Regions from separate parts of the Homo sapiens genome. Here region 1 is linked to region 2. The links are chromatin loops, found by intact Hi-C in ENCODE. Cell type or tissue: Caco-2. All regions are shown on one strand. Each heading gives the region's core, and the rest is flanking DNA. Links, peaks and the distances in the headings are about the cores only.

Region 1 (5,384 bases), core at 53-5,052, 100 kb before region 2:
TCAGGAGGCTGAGGCAGGAGAATTGCTTGAACCTGGGACGTGGAAATTGCAGTGAACTGAGTTCGTGCCACCGCACTCCAGCCTGGGCAACAGAGCATGACTCCATCTCAAGAATAAATAAATAAATAAATAAATAAATAAATAAATAAATAAAATGAAACTTTAACAATTGCTTTTATGTAGCCTAAACTCTACAGATCTGTAATTGAAGATGTAATTGAAGGAGTTCGGAATCTATTTGCTGAAGAAGGTATAGAGGAACAAGTTTTAAAAGACTTGAAGCAGGTTTGTAGCCGATACAACTTTTTCTTCCTGTCTTTTGTTGTTTTTTTCAGCATACAAAACTGATATAGTTCTGATCTCTCAAATTATAGTTTAGTACTTACCCATTCATTGTGCCATCAGGATGACGTTAGTTTTTAAGAAACTGAAAAAAAGAGAAGTATCATTATATGTGTATATATTTTTTTAAAGTAAACTTTTTTTTTCCCCTCTGCAGCTCTGGGAAACCAAGGTTTTGCAGTCTAAAGCAACAGAAGACTTCTTCAGAAATAGCATCCAATCACCTCTGTTTACTCTTCAGTTGCCGCACAGCTTGCACCAAACATTGCAATCGTCAACAGGTTGGATACCATTAGTAAATGAGTACTGTTAGTATCTTCAGAACAAATTCTCATTTGGGAATGTTTTTCAGTTAGACAGGGTAATGTTCTTAGGGTGAGAAGGCTTGGACACCTAAATCATTTCTATTAAATGAACACAGTATAAATCATTGCCCCATGTAATTATTGATTAAAAACTCAGGTTATTCGAACTAGTTTTTATTTTAAATATTAAATTTTACAAAGATGATAAAGCCTTTCTTTAGAGGAAAGTCACATAGTTTGTCAGCTGTTGGGAGCACCCATTGGTAATTTCAGATAATTTGACTGGGTCTAGTCAAGGATTAGAAGTGGCAGAGGGAAAGGTGAGTGCTTGCAAGTTTGTGTGTTCTCTTTCTCTTATTTTTTGTGTATATTATAAATCTGATATATTGGGAGCAAAATGGAGAGTTCAGAATATGGAGATTATTCAGGCTACCTCACTGTTTTGGATATATAAAATAATGGCTAGAAATTGATCATGTGCATTTATCTTTATTCTTGGACTTAGCAAATCTAGACTTCTGCTTTTAAGGGAAATGTTTGTCCACATTATGCGTATCAATTTAAACTGGAAGGGACTAGCTAATAAAAGATAAAACTTAAGAGTTTTCTATCCTTGTATGCTTGATTCCTTTCTTTTTCTTCTGATTCTTATAATCTTTATGTTACTCATATGTGTATATATAAATGTATACTCGCATACAAACAAGTTTTATTGGGTTTAGCTGAAATTCAGCAGAGTAGTCTGCAAGAAGTGAGGGTAGATTTTGGATTGGATTATCAGTAATAAGCAGATAGTTCTTTGCATGCTTGGGAAAATTCACATGAAAATTACATGGGCCAAGGTGAAGAGAACATTGTAAGGATGCTTGTACTTCTTCTATTACAAAGTGGGAGAATTTACATGTGGCAGCAATTCTAACATATAAAAATGAATAAATTAACAATGAATGTTGAATTAGCAAATACAAGTTTTATCGAATACTGTGTTAATAAAGTATAATTTTGCTCTGTAAGAATTAGTCTTGGCAGTTTTAATTGTTGACACATTGAAACATTTTTCATCAGTTGGGTTTTTGGCTATGCTTTAATTTTAAACTACTATTTCATTGGGACATCTCCTTCTCTGTTTAAATAACATTCCTTTGGAGTTTTGTTAATCACTGTTTTATTTATTACAGAATGCTAAAGATGTTTTTTTAACTTATGGTTGGCATGAGGGTGTGGTGGGTATGGAAGAGGAAAATACTTGACTGTCTTTTATCAGAAGAGGCCGAGGTGGGTGGATCACCTGAGGTCAGGAGTTCTAGACCAGCCTGGCCAACATGGCGAAACCCTGTCTCTACTTAAAAACAAAAACAAAAGCACAAAAATTAGCCAGGCGTGGTGGCTCATGCCTGTAATCCTAGCTACTTGGGAGGCTGAGGCAGGATAATCACTTGAACTTGGGAGGCAGAGGTTGTAGTGAGCTGAGATCGCGCCACTGCATTCCAGCCTGGGCGACACAGTGAGACTCCATCTTAAAAAAAAAAAAAAAAAGCATGGTGAACACTTCTAAGATTCTGTCATTCAAAATTGCAATACTAGATTTTGCCGCAAGATGGTAATATTACCAGTGATTTAAATAACAAAAGTCTTGCAACTAGTGTATCAAGTTTGTTTTTACTCAGCTCCTTATTCTGTATCTTAGCAGTTAGAATAATAGAAATAATTACATTTTAAATAGTTTTTCTCCTTATTCTCTTCTACATCATTTATAATGAAGAGGTTTCAGAGGAATTACATGTATCCCTTAAAAGTGCTTTATAGGCTTGTTCCTGTCTCTCTTCATCTTTAGGTACCAAACAGTAAGATTCTTGAAATAAATAGTCTCATAAAATTGAAGTACTTCTTAATTATATCTTCTCATGGTATGCTTTTAAAAGCCTGATTAAAATAACTTAAACTTCTAGAATTTTTTTATCTCTTTTGATAGCAAGTTCAAATTAAATCTACAATTCAATAAGTCATTTGCCTTTGTCTGTACCATCTTAAAACTTGTTTGCTCAGTCAAAATCACAATGAGATACCGTCTCACACTAGTCAGAATGGCTATTATTAAAAAACTGAAAAACAGATGTTGGTGAAGCTGCAGAAAAAAGGGACCACTTATGCACTGTTGGTGGGAATGTAAATTTGTTCAGCCACTGGAAAGCAGTTTGCAGATTTCTCAACTTAGAGCTACAATTCAACTCATCAGTTCTATTACTAGGCATTTACCCGAAAGAAAATAAGTTGTTCTAACAAAAAGACACCCACACTTGTATGTTTATTGCAGTACTACTCACATTAGCAAAGACATGGAATCAACTCAACCCATACATGGTGGATTGGATAAAGAAAATGTGGTACATATATACCATGGAATACTATGCAACCTTAAAAAAGAGAGAAAGAAATGTCCTTTGCAGCAACATGGGTGTTGCTGGGGCCATTATCCTAAGTGAATTAACACAGGAACAGAAAACCATATATTGCATGTTCTCACTTATAAATGGGAGTTAAACATTGGGTACATACAGACAGAAAGGTGCGAACACTGGGTACTCCAAAAGGAGAGAAGGAGAGAAGGGGGCAAGGGTTGAAAAACTACCCGTCAGGTACTATGTTCACTATTTGGGTGACAGGATCAATAGAAGCTTAAACCTCAGCATCATGTGATATACCCACGTAGCAAACCTGTACACATACCCCCTGAATCTAAACCCAGAAACTTGTTTGCTCTATCATATGTTCTTCGTTTTTTATTTGTGTAGTAATTTCCTGTATCTTCAGTTCTCTACTTTGTTTGGTCTCAGGACCCCTTTAAGCTCATAAAAATTAAGGACCCCAAATAGCTTTTAAAATGTGGGTTGTAAGTATCTATTTACTATGTTGGAAATTAAAACAAAAATTTAAAAAATATTGGTTTATTTAAAAATTTAATTACATGTTAACATAATAGCATATATTTATGAGTAATAATTCTTCGAGAACAAAAATATTTAGTAAGAAGAGTGTCATCAATTAATGTCGGCTTAATGAGGTTTGCAGAAATGAGCTGGATTCTTATCTATTTCTATTTATTTACATTTTATTGTATGTAAGGTGTTCACCATAGTGCTTTGATATAGATAGATAGATAGATAGATAGATAGTGAAGAGGTTGGTATAGTCTAGCAAATTAACATATCTGTCATCTCACATAGGTGCTCATTTTAGGTACTTTTAGTATGCCTTAAGTCTTCTCTTTTAGCAAAAATCCCAAGTGCAGCACAACATTATTAAGTATAGCCCTCATGTTATCTATTAGATATTTAGACTTATTGATCCTATGTATCTGTGACTTTGGATCCTTTCACCTACATCTTCTTATTTTCTCCCTTCCTGCCTCTGGTAACTGCTATTTTATTCTCTATGTCTGTATTTGTGGTTTTTTTTTTTTAACATATAAATGAGATCATGCAATACTTTTCTTTTTGTGTCTGGCTTATTTCACTTAGTATAATGTCCTTCAGTTTCATCTATGTTGTGACAAATGGCAGACTCTCCCTCTTTTAAAAAGCTGAATCATATTCCTCTGTGTGTGTGTGTATACAGACATACCACAATTTCTTTATCCATTTGTCCATTTGCAGACACTTCGGTTGTTTACAAATCTTGGCTATCGTGAGTAATATTGCAATGAACTTGGAAGTGTAGATATTTTTATGAGGTAGTAGTTTAATTTCCTTTGGGTATATATCCATAAGAAGGATTGCTGAATCACGTGGTAATTCTATTTTTAATTTATTTAGGAATCTCTGCACAGTTTTATACAATGGCTGACCATTCTGCATTCCCACCAACAGAGTACAGGGGTTTCCTTTCCTCTGTACTCTCACCAACACTTGTCGTCTCTTTTCTTTTTGGTAATAGCCATCCTAACAGGTGTGAGTTGATATCTTAATGCAGTTTTGACTTATATTCCTCTGATGAATAGTGATGTTGAGCACCTTTTTGTATACCTGTTAGCTGTTTTTATGTTGTCTTTGGAAAAAGATCTATTCAAGTCCTTTGCCAATTTTTGAAAAGGTTATTTGTTTTTCTGTTATTGAGTTGTGTAAATCTTTTAATATATTTTGGATATTAAGCCCTTTATCAGATATATGGTTTGCAAATATTTTCTCCGTATCTGTTGGCTGCTGTTTTATTTTGTTATTTGTTTTCTTTGCTGTGCAGGAGCTTTTTAATTTGATGTCTGTATTTATTTTATTTTATTTTATTTTTTTGAGGGAGGGTCTTGCTCTGTCATCCATGCTGGAGTACAGTGGAGCAATCATAGGTCACTGTAGCCTTGACTTTCCAGGGTCAATTGATCCTCTCACCTCGACTTCATGAGTAACTGGGACTACAGGCATACTCTATCATGCCTGGCTAATTTTCACATTTTTTGTAGAGACCAGGTTTTGCTGTGTCGTCCAGGCTGGTCTTGAACTCTTGGAATGAAGCAATCCTCCTGCCTCGGCCTCCCAAAGTGCTGGGATTACAGATGTGAGCGACTGTGCCTGGCTTATTTATTTTCGCTTTTGTAGCCCGAGCTTTTGGTGTGATATCCAAAAAATCATTGCCAAGGCCATTGTCAAACAGGTTTTCCTCTGTGTTTTTGTCTTGGAGTTTTATGGTTTAAGGTCTTATGGTTAGGTCTTTTGTCTATTTTGAATTGATTTTTATGTATGGTAT
Region 2 (5,384 bases), core at 75-5,074:
GGAGAAGATGCTTTAATGACTGCTATTTAGAGACCTGGGGACTGGGGCCAAATTTAAAGGTCTTTTTCATTTATATTTGTAGCCTGTCTTTTCTTATTAAATCAATCACATTTTCCCGTATTGCATTCCACTTTCTTTTGGTAATTAGTTTATTACAAGCTCTTGATAGTTCGAGAAAGCATCCTTAAATTTTGGAGCAGGTTTTGATTCAAATACTTCAAGAAAATTAATCTTTTATGATAAATCCATATTGCTCATTATTAAAAATCTTCCCTTATTTAGCTATCTTGCAATTCAGGAAGTTCTTCTTTGCATCTCATTGAAATCACTAAACATTGTTTTGGTGTTTGGGACTATTCAAGGCTCTTCTTTTCTTCCCACCTTTTATTTAGCCTCTGAAGAGGAGAGAGGCTTAAGTGATAGGTGAAATTGAAGAGTATTTTATTACAAGAATGGGGCTCCCTCAGAGTCTAGGCATCTGGATTTCCCCACTGGAGTTTTAGATTCACCAGTCATGGGATCTGGACAACTAATATGAACTGTCTGTCACCCTCGTGACAATGAAACAAAGCCAGGTTTCTCTTCTGGCTCTCTCTGGTTCTCCTTCTTATCCAAAAGCCCAGGTCACACTGGATCTCTGCTCTGTCTACAGCTGGGGATAGCAGTGTGGGATTAGACTGCAACGTGTACTTGGGTTGGGTGAATATCACAGTTTTGGATGAAAATACTATTTAATAAAGACAATGATTCTTAGATAATAAGAGGCTGCAGTGGTCAAATTTGGTTCTGGGAGTTTCTTATGTTTTTTCAAAGTAGTTGATGCTACCGTATGCTTATGTGCCCTATAGACACCCTGGAGGTTTGGAAAAACAGAACACCTGAGTTTGGAATTGTTCAGTGTTAGAGTTAACAAAGGAGCTATGCCAGTTCCAGTAGCAGCTCTTATAGAAGGCCCCAGAGCAAGACTGATGACGTGAAGTACCAGAGAGATGTCCCTTCTCTCTGTTTTCCTTTTTTTGGGCAGTGATGGGAGGTGGGCTTTACATTCTCTGAGGAGTTTATGAAATTTAAAGAAAAAAGAGGGATGTCTGTTTTAGGGAGACGCAAATTTTTCTTTGTGAATAGGGATGACTTGATATGTGAAAAGATCCATAGTGATAAATTCATAGTTTTCAGGAATTTTGGTATTGCTGACAAGGCAATGATTGTGGCAGGCTACAGTGGTACTCAATTTCTAATGCTAACTGACAGACTTAGTTAGAATTAATGGGAAGTGGAAAATAATGATTTAGTTTATATGGCACAGTGTCTACCTTAAGGCAATACTTAAAAAGTTTTCATTTAATGAACAAATGAAAAAAATGAGATAAAGGAGATCAGAAACTCTTAACCCGTGATGAGAGTCAGACCAGAATTGCCACTCTCACTTTCACCTACTCTCTATTCACTTCAGAGATTCTGATTTACCCTTTTTAAAGTGTTATGACCTCCATCTCCCATACCCATTGTCAACCTTGAAAATCACTACAGAGGGGTGACGTTCTTCCCAGGTGTTTAGGACTGATAAAATGTTGGGAACCACTTACATGTATGTAAAAGCACCCAGCTCGGTGGCTGACAAGAAATGACAATTAAATTTAAATCAGAAGGCTGAAGAGGAACATGCAAATAGTGCCATGTATATGGTTAAACAAAATCTTTCCAACCTTTTCCTTGTTTTGATTTTCATCAGATGCCCATCTTCCCCTCCCCAATTGCTTAAAAAGGAAAATTTCTCACAAGTATTTTAATCGGGGAAGATTTATAAATGCTCCGGGCTCAATGTATCTCAGATTTTTGGTGTTCTGGATCAGTCTGTAAAGAGAGAGGGAAAAAAAAAGCTGCTGTTTAATAGATGTGTATTGTTTGAAATGTGTGAGATCATGGTCACCAGAAGTTGCTGGCTGAAAATGGCATCAGCAAAAGCAGGCGACCTTCATATGCTTGGGAGGACCCCTAGCGACTCTGGGGATGGAAATGGCTTGGTGAGAGCCAGTTCCCTATTTCCAGGAAGCACTGCTCTCAAGCTTCTAAAGAGGTGGGTATAAGGATCAGAGCAGGGAGTCTGTCTCTGCACCCTCCCACCCCTCTCCCCCACCACAGACAGCACCGACATCCAGGGCTCCTGGCCAAGCAGATTCTGCCCCACTGTGGACCCTGTACACTGAGGGTGATGAGAGACTCCTCTCAGGAGAGATGAGCAAATTACCTACTCTCCCTTGTAAGCAAACTCGTCCTCTTCATATTGGCCGGCAATCACATGAGCAGTTATACCGAGGGGCACCAGTCTGTGGAATGGCACAGGGCAAAAGCCAGAGGCTTGAATTTGGGGGATTTTATACTCATGCTGAAGATAATTTGCTGTGTCATGATGTCCAGCCTCCTAACTTCCCTGAGCTAGTGTCTCTTCTGTAAAATTTGTATAATAATATTACATAGTCTTCCTGCCTCACAGGTTAGTAGGTTTTAAGTAATAGAACAGGTAGAGATAATATGAGGCAGGGTTTGGCAAAGTATAAAAGTACAGCCATACACCACTGTGATGTTATTGCCCTCCCCGCCCAACTCCCTCATTCCCCTAATTACTGTGACTCTACAAAAAGTAGTCACCATTGCTAAGTCCTGTCTACTTTGTATTAAATAAAAGGCCAGTAAATGCCTTTGGGTTTCTTAATCCAGGTGACAGCCACCTGAGGAAATAATAATTACCTTGTTCTATAGAGAGAATGTAGTATATTGGTTAGGAGCATGGGCTCTGGAGTCAACTTGGTTTTTCATTCTGATTTTACTAATCGTATGACCTTAGATATATCACTTTAAGTTCTCTGTGTCTTGGTTTCCTTATAGTGTTGTTTTTGAGGAATAAATATATGTGTCTGGTTCACAGTAAGGCCTCAACCAGTGTTAACAATAGTTATAATAGTTGCTGAAATTAGGAAGTTGAATGATTTGTCTTCGGTCACACAGCTGAGAAGTAGCAGAACTTGGATGTGACCCAGTTTTTCTGACCCTCAGTTTAGTGCTTGTTCCACCACACTACAGTTACCCACCACTTGTGCCTGTTTCCATCTTCTCAGCCCTTTTGATTCTTCAGATGTGAGTGATATTTTGTTGTAATTATTTCTACAACAACTGAGTCAAACAATCATAGGCCATATAGAGCCTTATGTGGGTGGGATGGAAGGGACTTTTATCTCTAAAGGTCTTTTGGGCTGGGTGTGGTGGCGTGCATCTGTAGTCCCATCTACTTGGCAAGGAGGTGGGAGGATCACTTGAGCCCAGGAATTTGAGGTCGGTCTGGGCAACACAGTGAGACCCTGTATAAAAAAAAAAAGATTAAAAGAAATTTAATAAAAGAATTTTGGGGCCTGACCTTAGCCCAGTCATTCATTCATTTAACAAACATTTATTGGGCACCTACATGTGGCAAGCATCGTTCTATGTGCTGGGAATACAGCTGTGAACAAAGCAAAAAAAGCCTTCATGGAGCTAGCATGCTAGTCTTAGGACCTTCTTTGGGAATCCATAAACTTTCCCTGAGAGTGCTTTATGTTTCTTTCTGTTGATGAATGTTGCTTTGCATCACGGGAAGCTTTATTTATCATTAGCTGCCCTGGTGGTTCTCAATATAAGCTGTGTTTTAGCATTACCTGGGAAGTCTGTTAAAACTGCAGCTTTCCAGGTCTGGGATAGGACTGTCGTCTGTAATTGTAATGAGCCCAATGTGTGATTCTGCTTCTCAGCTAAGTCCAGACTATGTCTTTTGCACTTACTCATTATTTTGGATTTCTCTGTAATTGGTGAGTAGTCTCACTTCCCTGGCTACACTGTCATCTCATGGTGGACATTTATATTTTATCTCTTCTGTATTCCAACAGCATTTGGCCCTGTATTGGACACATGGTAGTTGCTCACGTACTTACCAATTAATTATTCTCTTCAGGTAATTATTCATTGGGTCATTTATAGGGGGACCCTGTGGTATAGTGGAAAATCTGGAGCTTTGAAGAAAGACAGTCTGGGATTGAACCCCAGTCCTGCCATGGTCTAAAGCAAGCTTGTCCAACCCACAGTCTGCATGCCACATGTGGCCCAGGATGGCTTTGAATGCGACCCAATAGAAGTTTGTAAACTTTCTTAAAACATTATGAGTTTTTTTTTTTTTTTAAACTCATCAGCTATTGTTAGTGTAAGTGTATTTTATGTGTGACCCAAGACAATTCTTTTTCCAGTGTGGCCTAGGGAAGCCAAAAGATTGGATACCCCTGGTCTGAAGTGTCACATCGGTCAAGTTTCTGTGCCTTTCCAAGCCTCCATTCCTTCCCCTGGACGAAAGGGATAATTACCCCCACTCTGCATGGTAGCTGTGAGGATTAAATGACACAACATAGAAGAAATGCCAAGCACAGAGCTCAAAAAATGTTTGATGCTAATACTTTTCCCCTTCCCTAACTTTTGAAACTCCAAAGTAGGTAAAGTTTGAGTGCTCTTCTGGAAACTCAGGTTTGCGCCTGAGTAAAAGCAGCAGTAGGGGGCCTGGTGTAGAAGTCACATGCATTGATTTCTAATTTCAGCTCTGGCACTAACTTGCGGTGTGATGTCAGGCAAATAGGTTAACCTCTTCAGGCCACAGATTCATCACTTGAAAACTGAATTGAACCAGTCTTTTCCTATCCTTTTTGTGATTTTTTGGGGAAATGATACTTTGGCAAGGGTTGTTTCTAAGAGTTAATTCCAAAACATCACAATAACAACAACAAAACCCAACAAACCCAACACACACATGCCTATCACACAGCTTTTACACTGTAGGTATTCAAGAAACATTCACTGAATGAGTGAATGTGCCAAAACAGCCCCCAATGAACCAATTTATGATCTCTAAGCTCTTTTCCAAATTTTCCCACTATCCCAAGTACTCCATACCCTCCATAGGCAAGAGCTACTTGGCAGGAGTTCATAATGTCAATTTTAATTTCTATCTTTGTGTTGTGATGTTTCAGAGTTTATACAGCTCCCAGGGAGAAGCAGTTGTCACCATAGCAACCTACAGGCCACTGCAGTGAGAAAAATTAGTGCCTGCCCAGACCTAGTAATTGCTGTAGTCTTTTCCTTTTGGATTCCTAGCAGTGGATGCTTGAATACAAATACCAAGTGGGCTCCAGCCAGTGAGGGTAATAGTGTACAGCAGTAAACTGTCTGTTAGCTGATGCTTACATTTCAGACAAATTGAGGAGGTTGTCAAAGGCATTAGCTTCTATCCTTTCCAGGGAATCAATCTGAGAGATTTCACTAGGGAAGAGAGGAGGGGGAAAAAGAGAAAGAAACATGAAAGAAATGACCGT

What was found. Hi-C counts contacts between places; a loop is a spot of excess contacts. Peaks named below come from ENCODE experiments on the same cell type or tissue, not always from the same donor. Only the 100,000 strongest peaks of a DNase experiment are listed, where the experiment ranks them.
Region 1: a loop joins it to region 2, with 19 times the contacts of the local background. A loop is called at or near these places in 3 of 110 quality-filtered maps.

What each region holds. Positions count from the first base shown.
Region 1 is chr2:48,620,668-48,626,051 of GRCh38, forward strand. STON1-GTF2A1L (STON1-GTF2A1L readthrough) reads left to right here. Exons shown (of 11, transcript NM_001198593.2): 4 at 184-285; 5 at 500-623. GTF2A1L (general transcription factor IIA subunit 1 like) reads left to right here. Exons shown (of 9, transcript NM_006872.5): 2 at 184-285; 3 at 500-623. Among named protein-coding and RNA genes, the nearest start is that of GTF2A1L, 5.5 kb to the left of the region's middle. In Caco-2, for the core only: a CTCF peak has its summit at 2,255 (motif pointing right); no DNase peak of the experiment used is centred there.
Region 2 is chr2:48,723,897-48,729,280 of GRCh38, forward strand. The region is part of intron 10 of STON1-GTF2A1L (STON1-GTF2A1L readthrough); the gene reads left to right. LHCGR (luteinizing hormone/choriogonadotropin receptor) reads right to left here. Exons shown (of 11, transcript NM_000233.4): 3 at 5,257-5,331; 4 at 1,780-1,854. Among named protein-coding and RNA genes, the nearest start is that of LHCGR, 29 kb to the right of the region's middle. In Caco-2, for the core only: no CTCF peak of the experiment used is centred there; a DNase peak (open chromatin) is centred at 2,005.